Linked DNA regions of Mus musculus: all the other regions are linked to region 2. The links are chromatin loops, found by intact Hi-C in ENCODE. Cell type or tissue: left cerebral cortex. All regions are shown on one strand. Links, peaks and the distances in the headings refer to the core of each region. The heading gives the core; the rest is flanking DNA.

Region 1 (4,482 bases), core at 193-4,192, 190 kb after region 2:
TGATCTATCTTTAAAAGTCATCTCTCACCCAATTTTAGGTCCTTTGTTCTTTTAGTTTGTGGGGAGGGGGCTGTCAGTCTCCTCTACTAGCTTGTCCATCTTTCCTTTTCTCTTTTCTTCCTAACCCATTCACTGTGCTGCCTCTGGCACCCAGACCAGGATAAATAGGGACAAGGGCAAGGTCTATAAACTGGTGATCTTGTAATCCTTTGAAGATGTTTTTTTTTTTTTTAAGTAAGATGACCAGATGCTGGCTCTGGCATATCCTTGTACTTTTGGGGGGACTCTTGAAGAGATATTTCCTTTCCTCAGTTTGTTCTATAACTGCAGCTCTCACACTACCCATGTTCCTAACTGAACCCCTAAATGTGTTCTTGGGCTTAAAAGATTCCATATGGTTTCCTTTGCAAACTGGCAGGAAGTCCTATAGGGCAGGTGCCTTTCAGCATCACTCTGACTTGCTAGTTTCCTCATTAGTCACTTACTCCACAGAAAGTATCTCCCTGTCATCTGCTCCCTGGAGCAGAAAGGAAGCCTGAAGCCTCTCATAGTGTCTGCTTTTATACTACCACCAAGAGTAACTACAGACATCCAGACCAGGTTTCTCTCGTGCCTACCTTCTAAAAGGCCACCAACATCGGTCCACATCAAGTTGTGAAAGCAATTCTAAATGCAGTCTTCTGAGTGTCAACATGAATTATGATTTTAGTTCACTTGACTTCACAAGTCTAAGACACCAGCTATGTTCTCAATGAGTGGGCATACCTGACCCTTCCTCTCTCACTGGGTTTCTAGAGTAACATGTTCTCTGCAAGATACAGATGATTTTTTTCTTGAGAATATTCCAACTTTCTACTTGGTGAAAAAAAATCATAGGATTAACATTCTTCTCTCTCATAATCTTAGACAATTTAGAGAGATAAATGTATGGCCTTATACCCATACATAAATATGGATGTTTTAGCTTTATTAGAATATATATATTTCACATATAAAAGCTTATATCCATGATAGTATTTTTTAGTACTCAAGCCAAATATTATCCCTTTAGATAGTATGGCTCTTCTAGTAAAGTAAATGTGATCCTTCAAATCTTGTCAATGGCACAGAATACTTTTTTTAATTCATGCATTCTTATGAAATGAATGCAGAGTTTATTGGATGAAGAGAGAGAAGATGGATAGGTAAACAGATAGACAGAGATGGGCTTACTTTCTAATTCTTCTAAATGCTACATGGTGACCTTGGGAAATGTCATTTAACCTTCCGGTCTCTTAGTTTTCTCAGTTATAGACACACAATTGTCCCATGGCTTGCTGTGAGAAATGGATGAGATTACTTTCCAGCGCTACGTTATACTGCAAGGAGGTATCAGTGAGATGGGGCAGGGGATCTGTAGCTCTGCTATTGCTTTCAACATTTGTCACAGGCTCCATTTTACCACATGCAGATCAGACACTGGAAGATTATGCCCCAGTTTCCTGCGGGCAATAGTCCAAATAGGAGAATCAAAATAGCTGTGCAACCATCAAAATCTGTCCCAGAATTCCCCCCCACCCACCCACTGAAGCCGATAACGATGACTACATCATAGGGTCGTTGTGAGAATCAAATCTCTTAATGTAGTGCAGTGCCTACTACAGAGACAGCGGTATCCAACATATACAATGATTAGATTCATTAGTGCCCTGTAAATTCCCAGTGTAAAATACAACAGGGTTACTTCCCCCTTCGATGCCTAGGTTCTGTCATTTTTGAATAAGCTTAGTTGCTATGGTTACCTCCCAAAGACACAACGCTGGAAAAACGTGTTGGAAGATGGGGATTGATGGCAGAAGGCTTTAGTGGACGACACAAAGCAACTTCAGCAGTGGAGACGTTTTAATACATGTGAGCAGTCTCCCTTGGAAACCAAACTCACATTTTGCCAAAATGGAAATGAACCCCAGAAGTGCAGCCTCAGGAACTCTGTGCATGGCCTCTAGACGAGACCCAGACCCCAGATCTCAAGAAGAGACCCAGACCCAAGATCTCAAGAACAGCATCTCTGGCCCTGACCCAACCCCAGAGCACCTCAGTTTCCTCTCCCAGGATCTGACAGTCACAAAGATGTAAGTTGTTAGACAGCCTTCATCAGATGCTATTACTTCTGTGTCGAAGGAAAACAAGGTGGCCAGCAATCAAGTTCAGAAAGAAGTGGGCAGAGCAAAGAAACATACACCATTTGGTGTTTATGCACTAAATAATAATGGGCAATTCCTGCTAAATTCACTAGCAGCCATTGATGTGTGTTCTGGGGGCAGGCAGAGGTCTCACTTCCTCTCAGCCCTGTTCACTGAGCAGAGTGATGTTAACAGCCCAAGCCGAACCCTCCCCTCGGTGTTGCTTATAAATGGGTTTTCATCTATGAAATCAGCCACAGCTCCAGCCACTCTCAGTGAGTGAACAAAAGCTGGCCTGACCCTGCTTCCTGTTTCCAACACAAGCAAACCCAAGGCCCTAAGAGGCCTGGCAGACCCAGGGTATTGTATAGCCAGTCCTACTGAAAAGACTCTTTCTGCCTGGTCATTTTTTCCCAGACATTCCAGGGAGCTGTCCTGCTCTTATTTGAAATTCTAACCAGAAGAAAGTCACCCCTGAAAATACCAGGTGCCCCAATTTTCTTTTCACGATGATTCAGCACCACCTAGGGGACACTGCCATTCATTTCTTGTCTTTTCTGTCTCCAGCTCCTTGTAAAGTACTTCTGTCCTCCTGACTCTTGCCCTATGAGAAAGCCAGAGGAGCTCCTCTGCACATGCTTCTCAGACTTCAGCCTAAGTTCAGCTGGAAATTGTGGGCAATTAGCTTACTGCTCAGTGATCACTGCTGAGAGCTGTGGGTCATATCCATAACTGAGCCACAGGGAATTTGCCTTCCTATTATAAGGAGCACCGGATGCTTAGCATCAACTGTAGGGCATGGCATAGAAATGTACTTATAATATGCATACTGGTCTTTCAGATTGGCTTTTAGCATCCCAATTTTACAGAAGAAATTTAAGGTTATGGAAAGTAGAGAGACTTCCCCAGACTTCAAGTCATGGAAGACTTAGTCTTCACTATAAAATGATTTGTTGATATGCTACTATCAGTTGAGTCTTCATAGCAGTGGGCAGCTCACTTAGGTGAGTTATTATCATTCAAACAGATCACTCTAAAGCCTGTTGTGCCATTCTAATAGCAAATACTCAAAACATACATCTAGGTTGAGGGCACTGCTGTAGGAGCTGTCTGTGAGCTGTAAAACAACACTTCATTACTTGAGCAGCAAGTTGCAGGTTAATTGAAAATATGATGCTATTCCATGATGCTGTGCATGATCATCTTGCAGGTCTGTGATCGTAATCAGTAGGATGGCTTGGGAAATACTGGTATAGTGCTGTGAACTTAAGGTTGGGAGAGGAAGTCAGAACTTGGCTATCCTTTCCCCCTAAATGTTATCTCTTAAGAAAACTACTTAAATCCCTTATCAATGTTCCTAATCTATGGAATTAATATAAAAATTATCAGTAACCACCAAATAAATGCAGCAAGATAAATGAGATCACACTGTAAAATGCTAGTACAGAACCTGGCACATCATTGGCACCTAATAAATGACCATTAAGTTATTTAACTTAATTATTCACTCGGTTCATCATTGACCTTGGCCCGACATGGCTTTCTGCTATTTCTAAAAAGGAAATTGATGGTGAGCAGACTTGGTTACATAAACTGTGCTTTGGTAATATACACTTCATTGAAAACTAAACAACAAAGTTCCTTAGGAAAGGAGGATGATAAAGGATAAATAATCTTTGGATTAGGAGAGCTTCTAGAAATGAGAAATTAAACAATGAAAAAGTTTGTCCTTCCAGACAGCAAATCTCTGGGGTTGGAGCACACACAAGGATATAGTATGTAAACAAAACCTAAGCATCCATCCACAGATGAAGGTATAGCCCAAATACACTGTTTACATACAAGAGAATATCTATTACTGTACTTTAGAAATTCCGACACATCAAAAGGAAAAGGGAAAGTTTCCTGTGAGTCTTCTTTTGAGAGTATTTAATTTATAGGGGTTGGGAGCATGGCTCCGTAGTAGAACACTCATGTGGCATGAAGCATAAAGTCCTAAGTCAGTATGCAGTACTGAAAAAAAAAAAGTACAGATAAAAATTAAATGAGGGTGTGAGGTGGAATCTCCGGATCATTTTGATTTGCATTTCCCTGATGGCTAAGCATGCTGAACATTTCTTAGGTGCTTCTTAGCCATTTGAGATTGCTCAGTTGAGAGCTGTTTAGCTCTGGACCCCAATTTTAATAGGGTTATTTGGTTCTCTAGAATCTAATTTCTTGAGATTTTTGTATATTTGATATTAGCCCTCTATTGGATGTAGGGATGGTAAAGACCTTTTCCCAATGTGTAGGTTGCCATTTTGTCCTATTCACAGTGTCC
Region 2 (4,482 bases), core at 205-4,204:
CCTATTATCTATCAGTTTATCTTGTTCATCGGACCTTGTTACCACACCACAACGTTCAAGGGTTTGCCCAATCATTTTCTTCCATAATTTGTATTGTAGTATTTCTGATCATTATTCTTTTAAGTGTTCTGAATGTTCTGTGGAGTCTTCATGTTCTACCTGCCTTCTGTGACAGGTATGTTCACCTGTCTGGGAATGTTCTACTCCCCCTTAGTTGATTGTTGGTAGGCCTTTTGAACTGCTATGAACCCCATTCTACCACCACGTTCTATATTTGCTAAGTTGTTTCTCGTGCTTTGCAAACTGAGTGCACCTTCCTTCTTACCCAGAATGCAGTCTGATTTCCACTAAGAAAGATCGGCCTCTTGATAGAAGAATATCACCTAGTCCTCAAAACCAATTTTCTTCTCTTAATTGCATGTTAATCTGCTTTGTTTTCTGACTTTAAAAACATTTTCCTGGTAGGTATGGCAACCTACTGGTAGTTCTCACATTTGAAATGTGGAGATGGACTCTGTGGTGCCCGATAGTTAGCCAAATTAGCCATAGAGGTGAGCTCTGGGCTCAACTGAGAAACCCTGCCTCAGTAAATAAGGTGTAGCATTTGAGGAACGCTCCCAGCATCCACCTTGTCCCTCTACATGGACCCACATGTAAAATAAAACAACAGATGCCAATAGAAAGATGGCATCTTTCAAACGCTATGGGTACAGCATACAAATGATACTTTGTGCATTGTAAATTGGATTATTCTTAGAACTAGATATGGGTGTGTGGTAGGGAGAGCTTTCCAGATGACCTCTTCAGAGAGCACAGAACAAGTTTCCCATCGGAGAGGGTGAGAGAAGACAGAACTCAATTAGAACAATGCAGCCTCTGGATATGTTTGAGGACGGGTAGAGAAAGGCTGAGCTTAGAGAAAGTACCCAAGGAGCTGAAGGGGTCTGCAACCCTATAGGAGGAACAACAATATGAACTAACCAGTACCCACAGAGCTCATGTCTCTAGCTGCATATGTAGCAGAAGATGGTCTAGTTGGCCATCATTGGGAAGAGAGGTCCTTGGTCTTACGAAGATCATATGTCCCAGTATAGGGGAATGCCAGGGCCAGGAAGCAGGAGTGGGTGGGTTGGGGAGCAGGGTGGGGGGAGGGTATAGGAGACTTTGGGGATAGCATTTGAAATGTAAATGAAGAAAACATCTAATAAAAATAAAAAATAATAAAAAAAGAAAGGCTGAGCTCGCTTTCTTCAAATACTAATTCGCTGTGTAGATTTCCCAAGCAACTCATCTAATAGACCTCATTGTTCTGTCACACAAGGGTCTCAGACAAGTTTCAAAGAGCTATAAGTAAACAAATTCACAAACACAAGAGACTTGAGAAAAGGAAGTCAACCCCCCTCACTATGAACACATCCAGGAAGCTAAATGGAGACACTGAATGGTCATCTCAGTGCCCTTGACTCTGATCCTATCAGGTCCACTCATTCTTACCGCTGTACTTGTGAAAAACAGAACCTCTGCCAACAGACTAAAGCTGGGGAAAGTCCTCTCCTACAGTCCTTGGTCTGCTTTCTCTGGTTTGGTCCTGAGATGTCACAGGCACTGGGAACCACAGGGTCAGGCAAAGCTCTTTCTTCTCTCATCACCCCGCCCCCACCCCCACCCAACACACACGCCTCTCAGGAGGAGACAGGTTCACCATGCTCTTCACCCCTCCTGACAAGGAGACATCTCATTTATAAAGGAAGGATGCTTGGCCTCTGAATTGGGGTAATGGAATATTTCTTGTAAACCTGGAATTAAGATGCAGACAAAACAAGAGTCCTTCAGCTTCCTTTTATTGGTCCTCAGAGGTGAGCCTGGAACAGTCGTAAATATGTATCAGGGTGGCCCCTGGCTCTTCAGTATTGAAACTCCACTCACAACAAAGCCAAGTGTCCCTGATTTGCCCCCCCCCCCCGCCCCCGCCGAGCCTCCTCCCACTTTTGCCTTGTGTCCCCCCCATGCTTCCATCTCCCTACCCTGGTTGCGGTGACTTTGAAACTGGTAAAAAGCTTCCCGAGGTGACACGCACAGCTGTGTGGGCTGGAATGCATTATAATGCTATGTCTCAATTACAATATTCTTTGGGTGATACGGGAGGCAGGCCCAGCCTGCCTTAGAGCGCACTGCCACCTCCTGGAAAACACCTGCTTCGTGCCGCCTCGAATACCACCAACCAGAAAACATGGCCTCTCCTGTCTTTAGAAGCAAAGATCTGGGTGTACAGAGCCATCTTCTCCAGCCCCCTTTAAACTGGAACACAGCAATCCCTCGAGGAGATGGAAAGGTGTTGCATTGCCATCTTAATTAAAAATAAGTAACTAGGTCGGGGAGGCCACTGGTGTGGGGAGTTGTTATCATTATGTTTGCCTTCTGCTCCCGAGGCGGGTAACAGGCGCCACTTACAGTAATGAGTACCTGGCACCAATAGGATTCTACCCTTGGGATCTCCGGAAGAGGCGCCAACCTTATTTACACAAGGAAGGACTGGGTAGAGGACACAGGGCAGAAGCTGTGTGCACAGGCAGAGAGCTCCAAAGTGGAGAGAACCTTGAGTCCACTGGTCTTTAGAGCAATTATGTACGGAGTCCACCTTACGGTGGGAGTGTTGGGATAAACAAAGATCTGTTTTCAGAAAGAAGCGAATAGATAGGCATCAAAGGTTTCTGTTTGAACTCACAGACTCACAAGGCCAGCCGTCATTTCTGAAGAACAGCTTTAAGAATTATGGAGGGTGACACGCTTGAATTGGCTCAACAGAATGGGTGCATTTGCGAAGTTCTTAGACTGGTCAGCATGAAAAACAGTGGGGTGACAGATTTCTCTATCAACATCGTTCCTTGGAAGTAGCAATAGCAAAAAAATGATTTCTTACATAAAGCCAAAACATTCTTACTTACTGAATCAAACTCAGCTAATTAGGCAAATTGCTTAAATTCAACTAGTGTCCCTTTGAGTGGAACGGAAGGTTATAGATCCTTTGAAAAAAGATAAAAACCCGAAAATTATTCTTTCTCTAGAGAAATGCATTCACATTTCCCCTATTATTTAAAATGGCGGGCTGGCGAGATGGCTCAGCAGGTAAAAGTGTTTGCTGCCAAGCCTGGTGTTCCGGAAGTTTAATCCTTGGAATCCATGTAGTAGGGGAGAATCAGCTTCCACAGGCTGCCATCTGATCTCCACATACATGCTGCGACATGTGTGTCATGCTAGCCCACACTGCAACCTTATCCAAACTGTAATGACATTTAATTAAAGATGCCCTTTACCGTTATCATTCTTTGCAAGCCTGGGTTTAGCTCTGGGGTCTCTTGGTTGTATGGCTTTGGGTGGAAGAGGCCAGGGGAAGGGATATTTGCAAATAAGAGTAGAGCTCTACTTTTGATAGCACCCAAGAGTGGCCAGGGCGTTTCTGTGACTCTTTCCTGGCCTCATATTAAAGCAGTTACATTTTCATCCTTTAGAAACCCTGGATTTTGTCAGAGGCGCACATCTGAAAAGCTCTGATAACACCTGGCTTCCGCCTGGCTGCAGACAAACAAAGCAAAGCAGGGCCTAGCGGTGGCACCTGTTTGGATGTGTCCTTTGTCTCCATCCCTGGAGAGAAACCCTAATGAAAGCTTTTTTGAGGGGGAGCACAGCTTTCCTCCCTCATGGCAGGAGGACCAGAGGCAGCTTATTCTGACAGTGTAGTGGAGATAGCTCACAGCTCTCCCAGGAAACTCTAGGAATGATAAAAACGTATGAGATGAATTGCAAGGTCTACATTAAAATAGCAGTCAAGTGCAGGCACTGGGGATTTGTTCCAGGATTGAACCCGTTCCTCGCCGACCCAGCTTCCTAACATATGTCTTTTCTCGCTTTTGGTTCTTTGAGCCTTTATCATCAATTCCTGGAAGGAAGCCTTTTGTCTTCCCCAGATAATCTGTTGAAAAAGTCCACGGGGTCATGCAGATATTTCCTGGTTTGAGCTTCTGAAGAAACAGTAGTCCCCCTTCGGCTTCCCTTCCTCCTCAGCCACTACACAGTGTCCTTGAGACTAACTTATTTTTGTCTCTTTACTAGAAAATGAAGGACATGTTAGTCTCAAATTCACATGGTATTTTTACTCTCTCTCTCTCTCTCTCTCTCTCTCTCACACACACACACACACACACACACACACACACAGCATTTTATCTTCCAAGATGTTGATATTGATACACACCAAATGATTTAAGATTCAAAGCCACTTTGGAGTCCTAACTGGGGAGAAGGGTCTTGCCATAATGTGTTTGACTTTAGATGACGGAGACAGTGATCTCCTGAAAGAATGAAGACACCTCGATACCATGCTCAAGAGGAGCAGTAGGGAGGCGGTGCCCCTCAGAAAGCAGAGGAAGGTACACAGAAGGGAATGGGATGACATTTCAAAGTGACCTATGAGGATAAATGGAT
Region 3 (4,482 bases), core at 339-4,338, 280 kb after region 2:
GATTAAGATTATGGGGATAAAAGAATAAAAAGAAGAGGCCTATGATTCCTTTGATAGTGTAGTAGGGGTGAAATGGAATTTTATTTGCATCAGAATCTAATCCATATTATATCTGATCCATAAACATGACTTAGAGACAGAGAGAGCTAACTGAGAATGGTATGGGCTTTTGAAACCTCAAATCCCACCCACCTCCTATTGACACGCCTCTTCCAGCAAGGACACACCTTCTAATTCTTCCTAAACAGTTCCACCAACTGAAAACTAAGTATTCAAACATGAGTTTATAGGGGTCATTCTCATTCAAACCACCACAGTGGCTGTTCCAATCTTTGAAGTCTAGCTTTGTCTGGGAATATCCACTAACAGTAAACCTGTATAGAATATCTAGGCAGACTTGTTGTTATGGTCCTTAAGTCTATGAATTCCATAGCCATTTTATTGCTGGGAGGTGTCTTAAGCCTAGGACCATTGCAGCCAGCACAAATGTAAATTGAAATTCCAGCCTTACCTTCTAAGGACTGCCTATGACTGAGAGTTAGTTACTCAAAACCTAAAGTTGCTATCTCCAGCCAGAAATAATACAGGCTGGAATGGGAGTCCATCTCACAGGGCCTAGAGCCTCTCAACTATAGCAGATTTTGTTCATAGGCACGCCCCTAATGCCGGGGCCTTTGAAGCTGCCTAGTGCTGAGTCTTACTGAGACCAATTCAGTCCTATAGACCAATAGAAATGTCTACATCTACCTCCTTCTCTTACCCCAACCAAATGTTCTCTAGATACTGATCTACCACAGGTTAGTGAAAGAGTGACACTGGCTGTGTAAAGCTGCCACCCTGCCTTCTTCAGTGGGTGAGGGGAGTGGTATATGCACATGTATATGTGCCATTGAGTGTGTACATAGAGAAGATTGGGGAGGACATCAAGTGAGAGTTTGATTATAAGAATTTGGGTACCTTACCAATAGCTACGCCACACACACACATACACACACACATACACTCACACACACACACACACACACACACACACACACACACACAACGTCTCTTTCTCTTCCATCAATCATTAATTGCATGTACACCAAGAGGAGCAGAGCCCCATGACAGGGTACTGACAGACTTGATTTTGTATAGCCTTTGTGCAGGAGACCAGAGCTGCTCTGAGATTGAAGACAACAGCCACATAATGTCCAGAAATCAGTATTCTGTCTTTCTCCCCATTCCCTCCAGCTCTTATGTTCTTTCTGATGCTCCCTGAGCCTTGAGGAGGAGGTAATAAAGATGTCCCCTTTATGGCCAGGCACTCAACAGCCATTTGTTTTCTGCACTTTGACCAGCTATGGGTCTCTGCAGTGACTGCCAACCATTGCAAACAGAAGCTTGTCTGCCTGGAGTTGACAGCAGGTTTTAAATTTTTTAGTAAGGTTAAAATGTTGCTGGCAGTGAGTGTTGGGGGCAGGGGTCTCAGGAGCAATAGAGAGGCATAAATGTTCTCACCCCAGAGACAAGATTCAGCTCTGAGACAAAGGAATTAGAAAATAGTTTTAATTCAGGAGCAAGATGTCGACAGAGTCTTGTCTTATGGAAAAGCTCAATAAGACAGAAATAATTCATCAACTATGGTGGATAAGGGGAAGAATTTCCAGGATTAGTCTGTGTGCTCCCAACATAGAGTCTACTCCTTTTCTGTTCCTGTGAGGAGTGTTCAAATGTGCCATAGATACATAGTGGGAAATGTCAATTATGAAAACCTAATTGTACAGAAATGTTAAAACAAGCAAAGGACACTTAGCATACATCTTGACATTGGTCCCAACTGGTTTCACAAACATCCTGGCTTTTTTGTTTGTTTGGTTTTTTTTTCTCTTGTTACTGGACTCTAAAGTTCATATTGCTTACTATTTTAAAAGAGAGAGACAGAGAAACAGGGAAAAAGATAGAGGTAGAGAGACAAGGAAAGACAGAGAGATTGTTAGAAAGAAACAGATTCAAAGCCAGCTTTGAGGAAAGCTGAGGAGATTCTCTGACTCAAATCTGCCTCATTGGTTTAGTGTGGTTTTATGGAGGACAGAGAGAATGTCCAGAGAGGCAGTGGGCAGAGGTCCATGCTCTGGGCAGGGTCTTCATCATTCAGATATATGCCTGCTTCCCTCGTCTCTGCTGGGAATCACACAATGAATTTGGCTATCTTGCAGCTAGTGAATGAGAACCTCTAAAGTCTTCTTTTCAGCCGAAAGGAAGGAAAGAAAGAAAGAAAGAAAGAAAGAAAGAGAGAGAGAGAGAGAGAGAGAGAGAGAGAGAGAGGGAGAGAGAGAGAGAGAGAGAGAGAGAGAGAGAGAGAGAGGGAGAGAGAGAGAGAGAGAGAGAGGGAGGAAGAAAGAAAGAAAGAAAGAAAGAAAGAAAGAAAGAAAGAGAGAGAGAGAGAGAGAGAGAGAGAGAGAGAGAGAGAGAAAGAGAGAGAGAGAGAGAGAGAGAAAGAAAGAGTGTGCTGGTGAGCTCTTTATCAACATGACACAACTGGATTCGTTGGAGAGAACATTAATTGAGGAAATGTCTCCATCTGGTGGTGTATCTGTAGGGCTTCTTCTTAATTAACGATTAATATGAAAGAGCCCACTGTAGATGTCACCACACATGGGCACGTGGTCCTGGATTGAATAAGAAAGCAGGCAGATCAAGCCATGGGCAACAATCCAGTAAGCAGTGGTCCTTTATGGTTCCCACCTCTGTTTCTGTCTGAGTTCCTGCCCTGATTTCCCTCAACAGAAGACGGTGAACAGGGGGACCTGTAAGCCAAATAAACCTGCCTTTCACAAGACGTCTTTGAGTGTGGTGCTTATCACAGCAAAAGGAAAGCAAACTAATATTATACGGGGCAGTTTTCATGATGTCCTGATTTAATGCAGCTCTGCCTAATCATCAGCTTCTAGCTGCTATGCGATTTGCTTTGCTCTCTGCTATACAACATGACTCAAAATATGCCAGGTGAAGGTATTAATACTTTAATGCCCTTCCAGTGCTTGCAACAGCACATAGATCCTACTGCAGTTTTTCTGCTGTCTGAGGCATGTCTCAGGCAACCACCATTGCAGACGTTCATCCTTAACAACGTCATGTCTCAGAACGCAAGCAAGTAGAAAGCCAGAAGAGGCTTAATCTGCTCATCCACTTGTTCCACCAGACTTGATAACAGTAGCCAGTTTCAAAGTGGATTTGATAGAAGGACCTGGGTAGAGGGGCATTTTCTCTCTCTCCTCTAGAAGTCTTTGTGACTTTCCGACTGCCACTCATGGCTTCAAGTTAGCTCTAGTCTCAAAGGATTTTAAAAATCCGCTGGTTTCAAATTCAATCAAGGTCGATGAGCTGCTGAGCTGCTGGCTCCCACTGCCCCTCCCTCCTCCGACCATGCAGTGCCCGGCTTCTGAGAGGGCCAGTGGGAAGCAGCTTTGTGATTTGCATAGCAAATTATCATCCCATTGGCTTCCATTATGAGATCCAAGACAGATTCCAATAGAAAATTCCAGTCCTGGCAATGTGATTCAAATCATCCCTTAGGAATGCTAATTATCGTTCAGAATGCCATCCTGCCTGTGCCAGTGTACCACCTAGTTACATTTAATTCTTCTCCATAGAACACCTGCAAGAAATTAGCCAAATAGGTAATTCATCCACAGAAGAAGATCTTTATGTAGATATTTAAAGGGGAAGCATCAGGTTAAATTCCACTACAGTAGGAATCCCAACTACAGTGTCAGGATCACAAGCTGACACTCTCACTCAGTCTTTGAGCACTCATGTTTTACATACGAATTGAGACTCTCTGTCTCATTAGGGGTAAGGACACCAGAGTAAGAAGGTTGGGTCAGCAATGCTCTTAATGAGTGGCCCAGTTCGTTCATCAGAACTCAGAGGGCAAAAGATGGGAAATGAGTCTGCTGCTGCTGCTGCTGCTGCTGCTGCTGCTGCTGCTGCTGCTGTTGTGGTTTTTGACTAAATAACATTGGGAGTAGATGCTTATGCTCTACTGGTGACAGGGTTATTAACAATTTAAAATACAAGCCATCTTGTTACGAGTAAGCAAATGTTTGTTGACTTTTGTCTGGCTAATTGTCAGCAAAGTGGTTCTAAGTGCCACTTTCCTGATTAGGAGGGTGTTTATCTGAGTTGATGGACTCCGCAGGGGGTCTCTGCAATTACTTCTGAGATTGCAGGCAGTGTGCCTGGCTGCCTGTGCTGGGCAAGACGTCAGATGTGAAACTGGGACTCCTGTCCAAATGGGAATAAATGAAGGTGACGGGTGCACACAGATGTGCACACAGAGCCAAATGCGTCGCCATCTTGGAAATCACGAGAGGTTCTTAGTCCCTTAGTTAATACCCCTGTGGTGACTGTGGCTGACCACAAGAAAGCACGACAATCGAGCCACTGGATTATCTACAAAATCATGAAAAATCAATAAATAGAATCTAACAAATTTTG
Region 4 (4,482 bases), core at 219-4,218, 490 kb before region 2:
TGATCAGTCCCTTTAAGAAGCCAGGAAGTGGTTGGTTTTTTTAATCAACAACCACAGACCGTTACGTTTACCTAACTGTTTATGAACTGGTCTTGCGTTTACTTCACATGTACAAATGCTTTTCCTTGGAACGGAAGACAGTCACTTCTGCCAGATCCTGTTCATTTGAGAGTTCTTCTGAGCTTATCGCCATGGGAAAAACATTTCTTCCTCCAAGGATCTGAGTTCTGAAAGTTCAGGGGCCCAGTAATGCCATGATTTAATATCCAGTAATTTCTTCTGCCCTCCTGTAAAACCTATGTAAAATGGTAAATCCTAAATCCGTATTGAAACGTAAAGATGGTGTTGTGCTATGTGCATATTTTCCTTTGTGTGCTTATGCTACACAAAATGGATGCAATATTCTATGAAATACTTTTGGAAAACGAGATTTTAAACAAAATCATGCTATTAGAAGGTTGACCACGAGAGGGCAGCATTGTCTACACAAATCTGAATCACAGGCCAATGCCAAGGTTGTATGGCTTAGCCACCATTTGGTTTCAAATACGTGGGAAAAAAAATATTAGCAGCAGCATTATTTATGCTTACATTTGCATTCTTTTCAATAAGGAACTTAGGTCTCTAGGTCTGGCTCACCATTAGGACAAGTCTAATTCTGTCTATATAACAACATCTATTTTCCTCCCCCACTGTGTTTTTTTCTCTTTTCCAAGCAAGCTTCTTTCATATTCTGCAGACAATGTCTGTAGCTTTATTATTTGTTTTAAGAATATGATAACGCTCTTTTATGATCCAGCCATATGTGTGTGTGTCTGTGTGTGAGTGCACGCACACTCATGGATGAGGGTGTAGGTGTTATGCACATAGAAGTCAATCTTGGGTGTTGTTTGACATTTCCCACCTTGGCATCTGTCTGTCTGTCTATACATGTATGTATGTGGTATATATGTATCTGTATATATGTCTATCTATCTTTCATCTACCTATGTATGTATGTATGTATGTATGTATGTAAGTTCTCTAGCACTAAGACTGTAAACAAGGTCCTTGTTTTTTCTTTTTCAATGTTCTTGATTTCTTTTTTACTTAGTCACTTTACATCCTGCTCACTGCCTTAGTCCCTCCTCGTACAATCCTTTCCCCCTTCTCCTCTGAGCAGTGAGTAAGGCCCCTGGGTATCCCCACCACCCTGGAACTTAAAGTCTCTGTGAGGCTAGGCACTTCCTCTCCCACTGAGGTGGCCCAGCCAGAAGAATATATCCCACACACAGGCAACAGCTTTTGGGATATGAACCACTCAACAAAGAACATACAGGGGCTGGACCTACACCTCCCTGTACATATGTAGCAGATGTGTAGCTTGGTCTTCATAAAGGTTCCTGCTTTTTATATGGGTTCTGGAGGTTGAATTCTGGCATTCTTGCTTGTCTCTCTGGTAAGCAATTTCCCAGTCTGAGCTGTCTCCCCAGGTGAAGCCCTTAGGCAGTCCAGTGCAGTGGACAGATGCAGGCCGGTGGCTGGCTGCCTTCTGAGGTAAGGCAGGTGTTACTACACTGCTCTTCTTTAGGGAACAGGAAGCAATACCAGCATTTACTTCATATGGTTCTTAGTGGGCCTGCTGTCTAGAAAGTGCACAATATAAATATTGCAGGGAGAGTGCTTTTCTTAAATTGAGAGGTAGACATTTAAAAATCTGGAGAACTTATATAAAAGCCTAACTTATATAAAAGTCACATGGCCAGTTTCTTTATTCACATTACTTGTCTGGTCCCTAGGGCCAGTTCTAGGCTCTTCTTCCCTTCCCCACTGGCTCCTCCCCATCTGAAGCCAAGGACAGTGAAGCCTGAGAGGTGGTGCGCAAGAACAGCTGTGGGTAGAAGTCAGCTGAACTCTTCCCCACCGCAAACTGTATAACAGGACTGACCGCTCTGGGTCCTAAGGACTCTGCAGATTCTCTTATCTGAGCAACGCAAAGCCCTTGGTACCACATTTTAATCTAATTTGTTTCTTTTGTCAGATTTCATCTTCAGGGAGAAGTCTTTGAGGGGCCGGGAGGGGCCATGTCCTATGGGACATTTGGTTTCATTCATTCCTAGGTGGCAGGTTGAAAGGGCAGGGCTGTTAAACTGTGAAGGACAGCTGCAGCCTGATGGGCAACAGGGGAAGGCCCTGGGGATCTCTCTCTCTCTCTCCCTCCCTCCCTCCCTCCCCCCTCCCTCCCTCCCTCCCTCCCTCCCTCCCTCCCTCCCTCCCTCCCTCCCTCCCTCCCTCCCTTTCCTCCTTTCTTAGCTCTGTCTGTCTTCCTATCCAGATACGTGAAGGCTTTTCTTATTTTCATTTTCAATCTAGAGAAGAAATCCGATTTCTGAGAAGGGTTCCAAATGTTATTTCCTCCTCACAGTAGGAGTCTCAGGAGAAAGCTTTGTGCCTAAGGGAGCCAGGAGAGCTTCGAAGCTTTCACCCACGTCTGGTGTTACCAAAGGAGGCTTGGATCGAGGGCTGCAGAGGCTGCGCTTGTTCCAAGTGCTCTCGTGGGGGCAGCAGCCGCTCAGAATGGCGCGGCCCTGTCACTGCCTATCTGCTCATTGAGAGGCAGAGCACATCAGAGGGCCTCTGCGAGGACACTTTGCAGACTATAAATCGGGGATGGAGGAGAGGCTTAATTAAATCAGTCCTGAGGTCACAGGAAGGGAAAGCCCCCTTCTCCCTCCCAGACTTGACCTGTTTCACGTAGCGTGGCAGCCAGAGAACCTCAAAATGTGTTAGCAGGAGTAATGTAAATGTGCTCAGAGGAGCCGGTTCCCAGCCCCATTGTAAGGAGAGAAATCCCATCTAGTCTGCAGACAAGGGAAGATTCTGACCTTCCAATTTAATCCTGTGAACTAAAACCAGAAGAAGACAGCCAGCGAGGCCAAATCGCTGTGTCGGATTGTGATGTTTTAGTACAGGCTTTCTTAAAACATCTTATTTCTAAAGATTCTTGTTATTTGAAGGGACTCTGGGCGGTGTGAGTGAATCCTCCGCCAGAACTGGGTGCAAAGGGTAAGCCATTGGCTGACACCTGTTTATGAGCGAGGCAGCCAGTTAGGACCTAGGGTCTCAAACAGGGTACCAGCCAAGAGGAGCCTGTCAGAAAGGAAAACATGGCTGCCAAGGACGAAGGGAACAGGCTATCGTGGCCTCTGGGCCTTCAGCCCGCTGTGCTGTGCAGGAAGGCTTGGCACACATCAATGGGTCTGCTCTAGTCTTCTCTCCGTGGCTCATGAGTTTGGGGAGTCACTGAGCACACCATGTCTGTCTGTCAACTGCCACTTCGGGTCACCCCTCTCTCTCTAGCCCTCCCCAAGTGTAAAGATAGGATGAGGTGACAGGAGGAAAGCCAGCAGAACATAAATATGGAGACGTCGTCCTTGGATGTGTGATCTTGGCTACATTTGGGACAAACAAACTAGAAGTACCTTTAACTTAGCCCAGCTGGTGTCCATGGTCCTTGAAACTGCAAGAGTGGCTGTATGGCCCACCCTAGGGCACATGGTCCCATGCGTGTCACCAGGTGACAGGAGTCTAGGCCTCTGAATCATCACCCAACCCACCATGTCCATAACTTATGGATCGCCTTCACTTTTCATTCATAATTTTCCTGTGATGCTCTATCCAGCAATTCACCCATACCAATACCATTAGTCTGTCACGTCTGTTAGCGAGATCCATTCTTAACTTAGCATGATACAGTGTGTGTGTGTGTGTGTGTGTGTGTGTGTGTGTGTGTGTGAGAGAGAGAGTAGTGAGTGTGTATGAGTATGTGTGATTGTGTCTGTATGAGAGTGTGTGAATATATGTGAGAGTGTGTGAGTATATGTGAGAGTGTGTGTGTGATTTTTTTCCCCCTTTCTGGAACTTGATGTATTTTCACTGTTCTCCAGTTTCCTTCAAATCAAAGAGGGCCAGAAAGACTAGGCAGTCGAACCATTCCCTCCTCCTTCTAGGAAGGTAGATCAGGGCAGGGAGAGGCTTTATGAAGGAATTAGAGAGGGGAGGGGAGGGGAGGTAAGGTAGAGGACAGAGTGGGGAGGTGAGGAAGGAGGCAGGAGAGAAGGAGAGGGAAAAGTAGGGAGGGAGGGAGAGAGAGAGAGAGCCCTCCCCCACCAATGCTAACACATTAATTGAGCCTGTGCAGATAGTGTGCACACAGTACAAGTGCCCCAGTCTTCTGGGACACCCAGTGCAGGCGTCACTGAGCTCTGACCTTACTCAAGCTTTGGCCCATTTCCATTTCCTGAAGTTCTTTTCTTCCTTAATAAACTCTCTCAGTTTCTATCCTCATCCGTGTATCCCTGATCCAACTCCTTTATCCAGGACACAGGGACCTTGGAAGTCCCAGCAGGTGCTGTCCGGATACCAATACACACCTGAAGCAGCTGTCTTTATCACTATGATGTCTCTAATGGACAGCAAACACGTGAGCAGGTTAGGAGTGGA
Region 5 (4,482 bases), core at 244-4,243, 350 kb before region 2:
TCAGGGATGACCATAGCTTCTTGAGTGAGCAGGCTCGTGGTCCAGTCACAGATATATTAGCTCAGTCTCCTGTAGCTACGTCCTGAATCTTTTCTAGAGTTTCTGTAATCTGATTTTCAGTGTTGAGGCTTTAAACAATTACAGTTTTTTTGCTTGTTTATTTAAGTAAGTGGAGCTATTTGGTGTAAGAGGGAAGTCTAAATCCCTCATAGATTTTAGCATTAAAATAAATCCATTCATCAGGAGGCAGAGGCAGGCAGATTTCTGAGTTCGAGGCCAGCCTGGTCTACAAAGTGAGTTCCAGGACAGCCAGGACTATACAGAGAAACCCTGTCTGGGAAAAAAAAAATTCATTCATTGTTGTTTTGTGAAAACACTAAAATGGAAAGGTATGGTTTGAGAAGTCAGAGAAATCAAGATCCAGCTTTCTATTTCTTTAGTTTTCTCACACTCCTGAAGTCACTGAACTTTGATACTTTTGTCAAAGGGAACAGAAATAATACTGCTTGTTTAGTATCAGGATTCTCCAGCGCACACCATAAGACAGGGGGAAAGCGTTGCCAGCTATAAAACCATCTATAGAACGGGGCACACATGCTTCTCAAGAGCGCATGCTCCAAGGCATTTACTATTTTCCTTTTATTTATGTTTTATATCTGCATTAAATGTACACTTCCAGTTTCTGTTATTTGATAAAAATAAGTCCTACAGCTATTCCTTGGGCCAGTTCTTCCTGCTCATAGTTTAAGCTTCTGTCAGCAGAGAAGCAGCAGTCTCTGCAATTAGTTGATGCTGATTCTAGTGGCTTCCAAGAAAAGACTTGTTGGATTTGGGGACTTATTCTAATAATCTGAGAATCTTTGCCTTTTTATGTTGAATTCTCCCATTTAATTAAAATATAACTGTCCTAATTATTCAAATTATATCTCTCAACAAATGTTTTTAATCTTTTACTACATTTGCCTTTAGTTTGTATGTATTTTTGCTTCTTAATACTTCATTAGCTTTTCTTTGGCATTTTATTATCTACCTTGGCTTTGCTGTAATATACAAATACTATTGGGTTTTTTTTTTTACGTATTTTTCTTATTTCAAGCCATTTTATCACTTTGTTAGTAAAATGTTTTAGTTCATAATTTTAGTTTTCTCAGAGGTATACTTGTGTGATTTTCAAGTACTTGGGAACTTTTGTTTACAGAGTTTATCCCCTGTGCTTCTCAACTTACTGATTCAGAACTCAACTTACTGATTCTAGAACAATAACTGTCCACAACGACTTTTTAGTTTGATTCCTACACGTGAATGTTTAGCCATTAAGCCAAGTCTTTATTTTTATCCATCTTTATCATAATGAGTGGGCATCCTTCAATAACTAGTGAAACATTTCCTATATGTTTAGGGAACAATGTTGATTTCTTCAGGTATTGTCCCTGTTACCATCACAGAGGCCCATGACTGTCGAATCAGTGAATACTTTGTGAATGGTTTTGTCTTGGAAGTCAGTCGGTGACACCATGCATTCTAACACCCGAGGGCCAAGATAGTGGGTCAACGAAGAAACAGTTGTAATAGTGGCAATCCCTTTGGGCATATTCTCCTGCAGAGCTTTGAACCACCATTTAAAGTAATGGTAGCGGACACACTAGTTGATAAAACTAAGGATAGAGGACATTGAAGACGGCAGCATGGTATATAGGAGTAAAAAGCCGTGCCTTACTCTGAAACTGGAAGTTAGAAAATTGTCAAAGATGGTGGGTTTCTATGGTCACCTCCTGGCTCTCAATCCCCATGTCACAGGTTCCCACTCAGAGCCTGCACAGAAAAAGAAAAAAAAAAAAAAAGAAAAAAAAGAAAAAAAACCCCAACTTTGGACCAAAGGCTGAGAGTGAAATTTCAGGGTCACAGGACTTGCATTTTGAGATGCCAAACCCAGAAATACCCCGTAAAATGAAGACGGATGCACTGAAGAACACCAGTGTCTACACTAGGGGCTCGCTGCCTTGCAGCTGCCCAGTTGACCTTTCACCAGGGTGTTTAAATGGGGGGAAAAAAAGAGCAGCGCTTTCCTCTTCCTCGGGCAGCTCAGAATAGCTGCTTCCTTTCGTATAAACAAGTCGTATCTCTGGGAATTTCTAAAGCTGAATAGTGTCTGCTCAGAAGCCATGACTCATGACTCACGCTGTTTCCTGGCAGGCTTCACAAATGCAAAAACACCTCTCCGAGCAAAGACTCTGACAAGAGTGGTCACATGAAGCCGCAGAGTCCTTCATTTTAAACACAGGAAAACAAGAGTCGAGGGAAACTGCCAGTACTCTTCTTGGGAAGCAGGCCTCATCAGGCAGAAAGTTCCCCCATTGGCTCAGCTGGTGTCGTGGCTGTCCCCCCATTGGCTCAGCTGGCTTCTGTGGCTGTCAGGCAGGCCCACTTGGAACCTTGTCCAGGCCTGTGGCTTTAGACCCTCCATCACTGTCTGCCCTCTATGTTTGGAACTTACCGAGCTCAGCTTCCCCTGGATTCTGAGGGGTAAAGGTTGTCTGAGGTGGGGCTCCCCAGGGAAATTACCAAGGGGTCACAGTGCTGGAGCTTGGGACCTTCTTCTTTGCTTCTGGCAGGAACTCTGAAGCAAAACAGTCTTCTTGCTGCAATTTCTCTTCCTCTAGGCTTCTCCTCCCAGATCCCATCTGGTCCCCTCTTTAGGGCCACTTAACTTTTCTCTTGTTTCCAAACAGTCAAGAAACAAAGAGGAAAACTGCTTATTGGCTTCTCTTAGTTCAAGAGTATAACAACCTCTGTGTGTGTGTGTGTGTGTGTGTGTGTGTGTGTGTGTGTGTGTGTGTTTGGGGGGGGTCTCTGTTTATGTGTTTATATGGTCTCTGAGTGTGGTTTCTCTCTCTCTCTCTCTCTCTCTCTCTCTCTCTCTCTCTCTCTCTCTCTCTCTCTCTCGTTTCTTTGCTTATGCATTTGTGTGGTCTGTATGCGTCTTCTCTGTTTATGTGTATGTGTTTATAAGGTCCCCTACACCTGTGTGTAATTGAGTATATGAACAACAGGGCAAAGTCTCTGCTTTCATGTTGAAAGAAAAAGATTGAAAACCTATAGGCAAACAAGGACATTGCTTTATTTACACCTATCTCTTAGCTTTCTACAGATAACAGTACAAAAGACTGGTTTGCATACAGCTCTGTGATTGGGGTGTAGTTTAACCCCTTGGTCCACAGTGCAGCTGGGTATCAGTTCTACTAGAACCAGAATACTAGCACTGGAGATAATGGGATATAAGTGCCAGGTCAGCTGATATATCAGATGATAAATATTTCACATTTCCCAGTCATTACGACCTGAACGTTTTCAGCATCAGGTTGCTTCAAAACAAAACAGTCACACAAAGCTGGAACTAAGGCTGGGATCAGGTTGGAACCAAGTCTTGTTCTCGGTTGACTCTGCCAGAGAACTGGTCTGGGGGAGGAGGACAGGATACAGAGGGAACAGGAGAGGGCAGAGCTTGCAGGGGACTCTGAGTTTATTGCACTGGCAGGATTTACTGGTTTCATTTCACCCTCAGATCGCTATGGTGGCCCACTGGAGACTTGGAGTGCAACACTGAAGATTTTCATTGTAAGAGTTTCATGTGCCCGGAGCACATGGACCCAGACAGTCGGTTACTCCTTTGGTGACTGGTGGGAAGTGGGGGTGGTGATCTTTGTTACAGACCTCATGGCTTAGAAGATGAAGGCAGTCCCTTTGTGACTTAGAAAATACCAGGTTATGTTGAAATACCTGTCACAGGGCTGTCTGTGCATCGTGTGTATTCTGTCTGCACAAAGCCTGTGCAACTGGGGTGAATAAACAAACGCTATGGAATAGTTGATGACTTGACTTATAAAGAGCAAAGATGGGTTACTTGTCAACATCTGGGGGATGAGTGCAATCTCAAATAGTATGATTTTAGGTAAAATTTATTCCATAAATAGTTTTTTTTCTTAAATAAAATAAAGCCATTTCCTATATGTCAACTTTGGGCTGGTGAGATGGCTCAGCTGGTAAGAGCACTGACTGCTCTTCCAGAAGGTCCTGAGTTCAAATCCCAGCAACCACATGGTGGCTCACAACCATCCATAATAAGACCTGATGCCCTCTTCTGGTTTATCTGAAGACAGCTACAGTGTACTTAGATATAATAATAAATAAATCTTTGGGCTGGAGTGAGAGGGGCCAGAGCAAGATAAATAAATAAATAAATAAATAAATAAATAAATAAATAAATAGTCAACTTCACCATATTGCATATTTTACATAATTTTTAAAGTTTGAGTTCAGAGTATGCATTTTTGTAACTGTACTCCCTTTATTAAAAAATAGATTTTTACAAATTGTATTTTTTGTTTGTTTGTTTGTTTTTCTTTGAGACGGAGTTTCTCTGTGTAGCCCTGGCTGTCCTGGTATTCTGTAGACCAGGCTGGCCTCAAAGTCACAGAAATCCAC
Region 6 (4,482 bases), core at 190-4,189, 270 kb before region 2:
CTAAATTCAAGAAAGGCATATGTTTGCCTGTCCATCAACTCGGCTGCCAGGGTTGAACATGATGTTTATAATGGCTCAGTGAATGTCTGAGCTATGTGATGGAGTGGTAGCTTTGTTGATCATGGCAGAGCTTGGCTTACCTTCTCTACACTTTTCATTTAAAGTTTTTTAAATTACACTTAATTGTGTGGGTGGGTGGGTGGGTGGGTGGGTGTGTGGTGTACCATGGGGTATATGTAGAGGTCAGAGGACAACTTGCAAAAGTCAGTTTTCTCCTTTTACCACATGGGACTGGGAATGGAACTTAGGTTATCAAGCTTAGCAGCAAGCATCTTTACCCTCTGAGCCCTATCTCAGTCTGTGAAGTGCTAAGTGTTAAAACTGGTACAGAGAGAAGGATGTAGTCTCAGGACCGGAGGATGAGCCTTCTGAGATGCTGTGTGACTCTATTGTTTGGATAGTCTGTCCTCACCTTCCACTGTGGTTACCCTGCTTGGATTCACACTCCTGTACGTCTCTTGCCCAGGTGTCTGAGGCAGCTCTAGGCAGGTAGTCTTGATTCTAACCGTATCTATCCAGCATCTCTCCTTCCTGCTAATAACAGGCCATCTGGGCAGTAGACTTTGCCATCTTTCTGCCTCCATTGCCCAGAAATTGCAGCTCCAGGCTCCAAAGAAAAGGCTACAAGGGATGCCCATATCCTGTCCAAATCTTAGCCTGCTTTTTCCCTTCTCCACCTAGAGCTCAGCATCCTCCCTCTCTGCCTTACAGATTCTTTTTTTTTTTTTTAACTCACTTTGTAGACCAGGCTGGCCTCGAACTCAGAAATCCGCCTGCCTCTGCCTCCCGAGTGCTGGGATTAAAGGGGTGTGCCACCACGCCCAGCCTGCCTTACAGATTCAACACCAGAGAAGCACTCCTGCTGTCCCTGTGTGAGTTGGGCTTCTTTCACCGTGAGGCCTTCCTCTGTGCTGTCTCCTTGACCAGATGATCCCCAATCATAACCCTAGTTCTTTGTTCATCCAGTGGGACTCATTCACCATATCTCTCCTTTTCTGTATTTCTCCCGTGTGGCTTACTATTTTCCCGAATGTTCAGCATTGTGAGGCCTTGGTCAGGAAGAAAGGGTATGTGGCTATTACATACATTGGTCTCCTCACCACGCAATGAGTACTTCGAACAAGAGTACCTGGGTTTGTTGTTGCTGTTGTTTTGCCCCTAGAATCTTGAACAATATCAGACTGAAGAAGAAAACCAGCAAGTAGCTAAATATGTAGCTTTTATGCAGCTTCTAGCAGCAAGGCACCTGTGTGCTAGGTGTTTGGGAAAATATCTAGTGCCAGGCTATTCAAAGAGAAAAATCTGTCTAGGAAGTATGGCAATGAATACATGAGTGAATTTTTATTTTCCATTGAGCGTATGATCCAGAATTATGCAAATAATTAATTTTGGGGAACCTTATGCTAACAGCAGGCTGCCACCTGACAGTATAAAGTCATGGCAGGTTGCTTTTCTTGGCTGCCACCACTAAGAGGCCTGAGGCTTTCTTGTGGCTATGGCCTTGGGAGCAGAGACCTCCCTTTTCAGAGTTCTTTGCCTTGTGTTCTGTTGCTATGGCAACAACCCACTTTCATCCTGGACATGCTGCATGGGAGAAGGGAATCCTTTACTACAATGGCATAAATAGAAAGGGTTATTTTATTTTATTTTTAAGTTGACAAGGTTGATCAGAAACACATTATGCTAGAAACAAAGATTTGAATTTAGTGGTAAGATAGTTACATGTTTCTGACAGCATTAACAGGATGAATTAGCTGGAAGAATAGAAGATTCTGTTACCTTTTGTTTAAATGTCTATCTGTGTGCCTGTTGGGGTTCTATTTTTAATGCAAAACTATTTTTGTCATCTTGAGGTATGTTTCTGATTGGTTTTAAGTCCATCCATCGTATCAAAGGAAGGAGCAAATGTCTATAGTAAGCATGCAGTGTGTGCAAGACTGAGATGAACAAAGAGATACACCTGCCCAGCAGTGTGACTGATCTGCTCTCAAACCTGCAAGGGGGCTGTGTGGATATATCGTTAGGTATGACTCAAATTCCACTTTTGGAATAGAATCAGCTTGAACTAAGATAGATTGGAATTTTCAACACTTTCAGATACTCATTCGAGTACGAGACAATGGGTGTAGCACATGGCTCGTTCACTGTTCATTGACTGCAGAAGCCTGCCTTTGTGGTAGCACAACCTCTTCTGCCCTTTCTCCAGTACAGCAGTCTCTTTCCATTTCCAACAGGCACTGCTTGATCCATACTGAGCTTCTTTGTCTCTTGACCTAGGTATCTTCCCATCCTTAACACAATGGAGACTCTGGCTTATCTAACAAGAGGCTACGTGCCATATTTCAGCATACACAGACATGATTTGCACCCCCCTTCTTCTTCCAGATGCTTGGGTTCCCCTCTGATCAGATACATCTTGCAACTCAGGGCCATTTGTCTTCTTTTGGAGGAGCCAAAGAAGGCTCTTATTTATTCTCTTACAACCAGCTACACCCTCACATGGAGATACATGCTGTTTGAGAACATTATTACCTGGGGTGGAAATAGAAATTCTGTTCTGGGGGTATGTGAAAGAGATGCTGCTCAAAGGACAAAGAAGGTGGCCAGCTGACCCTCTCTTCCTGCCCAGGTTGCTCTTGGCATGAATGTCACTTGGGTGGGAAGGCTGCTCTAGGTGTTTCTGTGCTGAGTGAGGACACTCAAGGGTCACATTCCTTAGACATGTTGTGTTACTGATGTTTGCAGCTTTGTCTCCTCTACTTCTTGGTTAAAATGGAATCTTGTATCACAATTTCTACTCAAGAGCCACATGTCCCATAGAATTTTGATGCAAATGTTCTTCCTTCCCTCCCTCCCTCCTTCCCTTCCTCTCTCTATTCCTCTCTCTCTCTCTTTTCCTTTTTGGCACGTGCTGGCAGCAAAATTTTAGTGTCTCAAACACTGAAAACACCTAGGGAGGTGGCCCACCATGGCTGATATAGTTCTATTAGAAATCTATTTTGTCTTTTGAATACAGAAAAGGAAACTACCAAAGTTGATATTGGTGGCTGCCCTTCTGGGACACTGGCTGCCTGAATTTGCTAGGGACAACTACACCAAAGGTCCCATAGATTGAGTGGCTTGCACAACAGAGGATGGAAAGCTAAGATTGATGTCATACTCCTGGGCCATTACTTTTGAGGCTACTCCATGCCTTTCTCCCAGATGCCAGTAGTTTGCAGGGAGCCGTGTTCCTCAGTTTCTATGTCATTTCTCTGATCACTACCTTCACGTTCTGCCTCTCTCTCTCTCTTTCTCTGGATATTCTCTGAATAACATGATTTCCCTACGGGTTTCATTCTAACTCGATCACCTCTGTAAAGGAATGGTCTAACAGGAGCCCATTCCAAGAAGCAAGCACTGAAGCATATATTATTCTGGAGCGAGGAGAACACAATTCAACTCATTATGCTGTGTTTGGAGGTGAATCCTGAAATGGCTTCCAGGGCTACCAGGTTGGACAATGGGATGTGCTGTTGTTTTGCTAGCAATAGAGCCATTTTGGAGTAAGTTTACTAGTTATTGAAATTGTGAACCACATGCTTGCTCATTAACAATCTCTGCTTTGTCTTGTGGCCTTTGAGAGGGACACAAGTATCTGCTCACTTCTTCCCATGCTGTGACTACCATTTAGTCCAGCATGGCCCATCTCACAGCTGGATGACTAAAATCGCTTCAAAATGGTGTTCCCTCTGCTACTCCCGTTACTCTCCTTCCTGATGGCATTCAGAGCCATACCAATCAGATTTGGTGGTCAGGCCCACTCCTTTGCTTTAATTTCTCTAAGAACTCTCCATTGCACTGAGACTATGACAGAAGCTCCTCACTCTGGCTCTCCTTGGCCCATAGTGGTCAGACTCAAGCCTTTTTCCTTCCTCCTACACACATGAAGCCCTCCATGCCATTCTTGACTGCCTCTAGCTACACAGTTCTTCTTTCAGATGCCTGCTTGAATTATCCCCTCGTTATTTAGGTCTCAGCGCAATCTCTGCTATTTCAGACTGTCTCTGGCTATTCAGTGTTAAGCCAACTCCCCACTCCACATTCATTTCCTATCTTGTCTTCCTGATTAACTTTAATCTTATCATTTATCACTGCCTGCTTTCTTTTTATTTATTCATTACCTTTTCCTCCCACTAGAAAAGAGCTGTATAATTTCCAGGTACGCTGTTCTTTTTGTCCAGTTGATATGTTCAGAGTTTAAAACAACCTTCTGCAATCTAAGCATCAACAAATGTTTATTTTTGAATGAAGAAATGTATGAATGAAGAATCTGTGATTAAGACAATTGAAAGGCTTACAGAGAGATGCATGCTGTGAGTCACACATGGGTGTTCCACCAGCGTTTCTTCTGATCCTCATGGAATCTTTTAAGTGGGTGTC
Region 7 (4,482 bases), core at 281-4,280, 170 kb before region 2:
AACTTTGAAACAGACCTCCAAATGTAATTTGTAAGATTTACTTTGTAAAATGTCATTGAATGGTTTTTGTTGTTGTTGTTGTTGTTGTTGTTGATTGTTTGTTGTTTGTGTGTTTTGTAGCCTGGGTGCTTGAAAGTTACATGGGGCAGTCTTCCAACCCACTGGAGCAATTTCTATAAACACATATTAACTTAAAACCAAAGCCTCAAGGTTTTGCCATGCAGAGCCTCATGCAGAAGCCTTATATATCAGACACTCCTGGACTTGAAGCACGGTCTGGCCACTTCCTGCTTATCTGAGCATCATTAATTTGTATACTAAGCTTGGGGATACTCATCCCTTAAGGTGAGAATCCCTATGCTGGTGTCCTGCTGGGTGAAAGGATACATGACGCATAAAAACGTCTGTGTACATAGAGCAGAATGTGTGAGAAATATTTGCCAAAATCTTCAAACTCAAAAGTTAAGATATACTTTGATCAAAAATAGCAATAAGCCGAGTTTGGTGGAACCCACACTCAGGAGCGAGAGGCAGGTCTACAAAATTGAGTTCCAGGACAGGTCAGGGCTAAATAGGGCTCACACAAAACAAGACAACAAAATGCAAACCAACTAAATAAAAATAGCAATAGTATAAATATAAAACACAAAAATTAATTCCCTTGAGCCTTAAACAGTAAATTATGTGATCTCGCCTTGATGTTTACCTATTGTATCCAAGGTTGCTTTTTTCTTTTCTTTTTTCTTATTACTCATAAATACATCTACGTTAGGACCTCTCAGTGGATTTCTGCCCAAGCCCTACAACCAGATCGTGTTGGGGGAAGAGTGGACAGGGTGAGACCTAACAAATTATTGCAAGGTTTCGCTATCTTATTTTCTTCTAGACTCTGGCCTGTTCTCTATGGAGACTATAAGTTCAGGTGCTATTTAATTTCTTTGCTTAAAGTCTGGGGACAGTGGACAACAACATTTAATGCCTCCTAACAGTGACATACTACCCTAGGCGTATTTTGTTTCTTCTAACAAGAGTGGCAGATATTTGAATTCTTGTTCCTGGGAAGCCCAGGCCTTTACTGCCATTTGCTCAAGTCATGGAGCTGATCGGAGGCAGCACATTGTAAGCAAGGCATCAATTATGCAAAGAATTTTGTTTCTTTGACCAACAAGAATGTCAGGCACTAAAGGGCAAATAAACCGGCTTTTCTCCAATCTTAGTAATTAATTTCCTCTGGGGGAAATGGGTGATCTTTTGTTTTATGAAACAAATGTAATGTTCTTATCAATAGAAAGGAATGATATGGAGTCGATTAAATTGTATTTCTCCCATTGAAGGTATAAGGACGTTTCTCGTGTCTAAGTACTGAATTCTGTAGTTATTCTAAAGGAGTCCAGCTTTCGGTGTATTTTGGAGAAGGCACACGAGCCATTTAAGGTCAAGCAAACAAATGGGCAACTCTTAACCACGTGCATTGCACAGGTTTCCATTTCTGAGCTTGCAGAATCTTGAGATCTTTAGAGCCCTGCTCCATACCTGCTCCATGAAGTTACTGGATAAACCTCTTGTAAGGATCTGCTAGCTAACTGCTCCCCGCTCCAGCCTGCACCCTAATTCGACCCACGCTCCCCCTATTCTCTTTCATGCACACGCTTAGATGCTGGACACCAGACTCCTGGCCAGGTTTTAGGCTCAGTTCAGAGGAAAAGGAGGGCGGTAGGCGATCGGCGGCGCGCACGGAGGCGCGCGGGCCGGGGCGGGGACAGCGTGCAGCGTCGGGGGCGGGCGCAAGCTAGTCTCCGTGCAGCTCGCCTTTGTTCTCTGCCATTGTGAGGCACTTCCTCTCTGGCACTTCATTTCGGCACCCTGTGGGGAATTCGGAACTGGCTTTTGGGCTTTAGTCTGGGGTACGTGACGCTGTCCTGAGCCTGGGCTCTCCCTTGCTACCCTTCTTCCCCATGCTTGGCGGAAGGCCGAGTGCAAAGAGCTCCTTGCCCCCGACCGCTGCGCCGCCGCTCTACCGGCTGCTCCCGCAGGAGGCATCTTAACCCAGGACCGGGACCGCACCTCCCGATCGGCCACCGCGGCAACCCGTCCCCTCGGATCTGCACTGGGTACGGGCGCCGGCGGCTCGGGCGAGCCCTGCAGCGAGGGTCGGAGGCCAGCGCGCAGCCCGAACCCGGCCGCCTAGGCGTCCCAGGAGCCAGCGCAAGTGTCGCAGCAACACTCCCTGGCGCTCAAGCTCCCCGGCCGCCTGGCGGACTCCTCTACCCCTTTATATAGCCCTCTAAAAATAGCTTGCCTCGTACCGCCTTGTAAGGCAGCAGGGAGATCCGCAGCGCGCCAATCGGCGGCTGCCGTCGGGGCCAGGCCCCGCCCCATGGTCCTCTCCGAGTGCCGCATTGGTCCTCAGTGACTTCATGAGCCCCCTGTTTACCTTACATGGTCACACGCGGCCTAATGGACGCCCTCCTCCGAGATCCCACGGCTGCGCGCAAAACGGGGCGGAGGGAGGGAGTTTGGGGAGGGGGAAGAGCAGGAGGAGGAGACAAGGGGGGGGGACTACAAACTAGCGAGGATGGGGTGGGGGGTGGGGAGGGAAGGGAAGGGGTGGGGGGGGAGAGAAGCGATCGCGAGAAAAAAAATGCAACCTCCCAAAATAAAGAGCAAAGATTGCATTAGGAGCGAACAGCGCTGCAGATATAGATGGCAGCTTCGTGTCAGTGAGTTTGCGTTCCCCTTCCTGATCCACGCGCTGGAGTGATTAGAGCCCTGGAAGGGAATTGTTACTCCCGTGAAGTCCCCTTTTCCTGGCAGTCATCTGCACTGTACACGCTGGATCCCTCTCTCCGATCCACCCCACTCACTCGCTCCTCTCTCACCTCCTCTCTCACCTCCTCTCTCTCCCTCCTCTCTCACCTCCTCTCTCCCTCTCTCCTGCATTGATTTTTTTTCTCTCCTTTTTTTAGTTGACTGAAACAAAACAAAACAAAAGGGCCACTGGATGTCTGCCTTCTTGGGGGGTGAGCCAGACAGACTGACAAACAAACAGACCCAGCTGAGCTCGGGGGAGGGTTTCTCCTCCGGTTTTGCCCGGCAGCAGCAGCATGGACGTGTTGGCTAGTTATAGTATATTCCAGGAGCTACAACTTGTCCACGACACCGGCTACTTCTCAGCTTTGCCATCCCTGGAGGAGACCTGGCAGCAGGTGAATGATTTAAATTACTTGTGTAAATCGTGTGGCGGCGGCGGAGACGCAGGGGCTGCGTTTGGTGTGGGCTTTGAGTTGAAATTTTTTTAATTAATTTTTTCTTTTTATTTATTTATTTATTTTTTGGCTGTGTGTTGTTTAAAATGTTTTGTGAAACAATCATATGCGCTTACCTCTCCACCCACCCCTAGCCCCTTAGTGTGTTGAGCTGAGCCGGTCCTAGCTGCCTGCATTTCTGTCACCAACACACATCCTTGCGCACACGTTGTCGGCTCGCTGTCCCCTAGCAGAGAATTGCTGGCGAACTTCTCGGGTTTGGAGGAGCCGGGTGGGAAGGTGGTCGAGCAATGGTTGACAGGATACCACGTTCCTAGATGCAGGAGTTCTGACCTTAGTACTTAAATCAGCTTTATCCATTTCAACTGGTCCTGAAGACCGTCAAGGGGGGTGGGGGGAAGCACGGAGTGTTTTTCCCAGTAATTTACTGAGTGTCAATAAAGAATAGGAGCTTGATTTTTAGATACAAGGTGAGCTGTACGAAGAGAAGCCAGGTGACAAAAGATGCTTAAGGATATGTACAAGGAAGATGAGAAGATATGTCTCTCTTAGGCTGACAATGTATTGTATGGTTTCTCTAGCTAATGCCTCCAGAGAGAGCAGCCTGTACTGTGTCCTTGCTTTTTGTTTGTTTGTTTGGGGTGCCTCTCAGGTTAGCACCACCTTGGACAAAGGGTGGTGTGTGCTTCCTTGCTTCCCTACTTTGTCTTAGAGGACTAGTTAAGAAAACTCCTAGGATGCTAAAGGGTACCGGTGCCAAGTTCTCTTGGCATCTCCGGGAGGTTGAAGCCTGACTGGGGACAAGTTCACTGGGCTTTGTGAAGTGGAATAAAGAAAGTGCTGGTCAGTGGAAAGTGCTGGGTCTGCTACGGAAACAGTGGTTTTTCCAGCCGCGATTAGGAGGTGCTGAGGGGGACATTCTGCAGGAAAGATGGTGGTGGGTGGGGGCGGGGCGGCTGGGGATAGGGACACCACGGGTGTTTAAAAACTCTACAGTGTGCACCGTGGAAAGTCCAGGAAGACAGTCTGGATTTGCACGTTCAGAGTGTGAATTTGTACAGTCCATCCTGGAGAGAGAGAGAGAGAGAGAGAGAGAGAGAGAGAGAGAGAGAGAGAGAGAGAGAGAGAGAGAGAGAGAGAGAGAGAGAAACCTTGCCCTTGGGGAGGGCCCTGGGATCCTTGGTGTGTGGCTGCTCATGTAACTTCTCTGCTCAGT

What was found. A loop is a pair of places that touch in the nucleus more often than their neighbours do. Peaks named below come from ENCODE experiments on the same cell type or tissue, not always from the same donor. Only the 100,000 strongest peaks of a DNase experiment are listed, where the experiment ranks them.
Region 1: it touches region 2 in a loop (2.8-fold over the local background); 8 of 42 quality-filtered maps call a loop at or near these places.
Region 3: a loop joins it to region 2, with 4 times the contacts of the local background. A loop is called at or near these places in 14 of 42 quality-filtered maps.
Region 4: a loop joins it to region 2, with 9 times the contacts of the local background. A loop is called at or near these places in 32 of 42 quality-filtered maps.
Region 5: it touches region 2 in a loop (2.6-fold over the local background); 10 of 42 quality-filtered maps call a loop at or near these places.
Region 6: it touches region 2 in a loop (2.1-fold over the local background); 3 of 42 quality-filtered maps call a loop at or near these places.
Region 7: a loop joins it to region 2, with 4 times the contacts of the local background. A loop is called at or near these places in 17 of 42 quality-filtered maps.

The regions. Positions count from the first base shown.
Region 1 is chr1:63,761,514-63,765,995 of GRCm38, reverse strand. All of the region lies in intron 2 of 4933402D24Rik (RIKEN cDNA 4933402D24 gene), which reads left to right. Among named protein-coding and RNA genes, the nearest start is that of 4933402D24Rik, 5.5 kb to the left of the region's middle. In left cerebral cortex, for the core only: a CTCF peak has its summit at 2,683; DNase peaks (open chromatin) are centred at 470, 1,495, 1,929 and 2,622; H3K27ac peaks cover 1,550 bases.
Region 2 is chr1:63,951,356-63,955,837 of GRCm38, reverse strand. No RefSeq gene overlaps it. Among named protein-coding and RNA genes, the nearest start is that of Gm13749, 11 kb to the left of the region's middle. In left cerebral cortex, for the core only: a CTCF peak has its summit at 2,188 (motif pointing left); DNase peaks (open chromatin) are centred at 2,164 and 3,784; H3K4me3 peaks cover 322 bases; H3K27ac peaks cover 221 bases.
Region 3 is chr1:63,667,089-63,671,570 of GRCm38, reverse strand. All of the region lies in intron 6 of Dytn (dystrotelin), which reads left to right. Among named protein-coding and RNA genes, the nearest start is that of Dytn, 18 kb to the left of the region's middle. In left cerebral cortex, for the core only: a CTCF peak has its summit at 2,569 (motif pointing left); DNase peaks (open chromatin) are centred at 2,581 and 3,229; H3K4me3 peaks cover 866 bases; H3K27ac peaks cover 285 bases.
Region 4 is chr1:64,444,281-64,448,762 of GRCm38, reverse strand. No RefSeq gene overlaps it. Among named protein-coding and RNA genes, the nearest start is that of Gm36148, 70 kb to the left of the region's middle. In left cerebral cortex, for the core only: CTCF peaks have their summits at 460 (motif pointing right) and 2,537; DNase peaks (open chromatin) are centred at 833, 1,572, 1,888, 2,523 and 1 more place; H3K27ac peaks cover 2,317 bases.
Region 5 is chr1:64,303,439-64,307,920 of GRCm38, reverse strand. No RefSeq gene overlaps it. Among named protein-coding and RNA genes, the nearest start is that of Gm35803, 26 kb to the right of the region's middle. In left cerebral cortex, for the core only: a CTCF peak has its summit at 1,984; a DNase peak (open chromatin) is centred at 2,231; H3K4me3 peaks cover 218 bases; H3K27ac peaks cover 905 bases.
Region 6 is chr1:64,217,766-64,222,247 of GRCm38, reverse strand. The region is part of intron 1 of Gm35880 (a long non-coding RNA gene); the gene reads right to left. Among named protein-coding and RNA genes, the nearest start is that of Gm39654, 36 kb to the left of the region's middle. In left cerebral cortex, for the core only: no CTCF peak of the experiment used is centred there; DNase peaks (open chromatin) are centred at 528, 1,593 and 2,152; H3K27ac peaks cover 318 bases.
Region 7 is chr1:64,119,624-64,124,105 of GRCm38, reverse strand. It overlaps Klf7 (Kruppel-like factor 7 (ubiquitous)), which reads left to right and starts at 2,717. Exons shown (of 4, transcript NM_033563.2): 1 at 2,717-3,206. The coding sequence starts at 3,105. Gm35880 (a long non-coding RNA gene) reads right to left here and starts at 2,539. Exons shown (of 3, transcript XR_373464.4): 1 at 2,435-2,539. In left cerebral cortex, for the core only: CTCF peaks have their summits at 2,030 and 2,233; DNase peaks (open chromatin) are centred at 2,745, 3,045, 3,417, 4,077 and 2 more places; H3K4me3 peaks cover 2,762 bases; H3K27ac peaks cover 3,040 bases.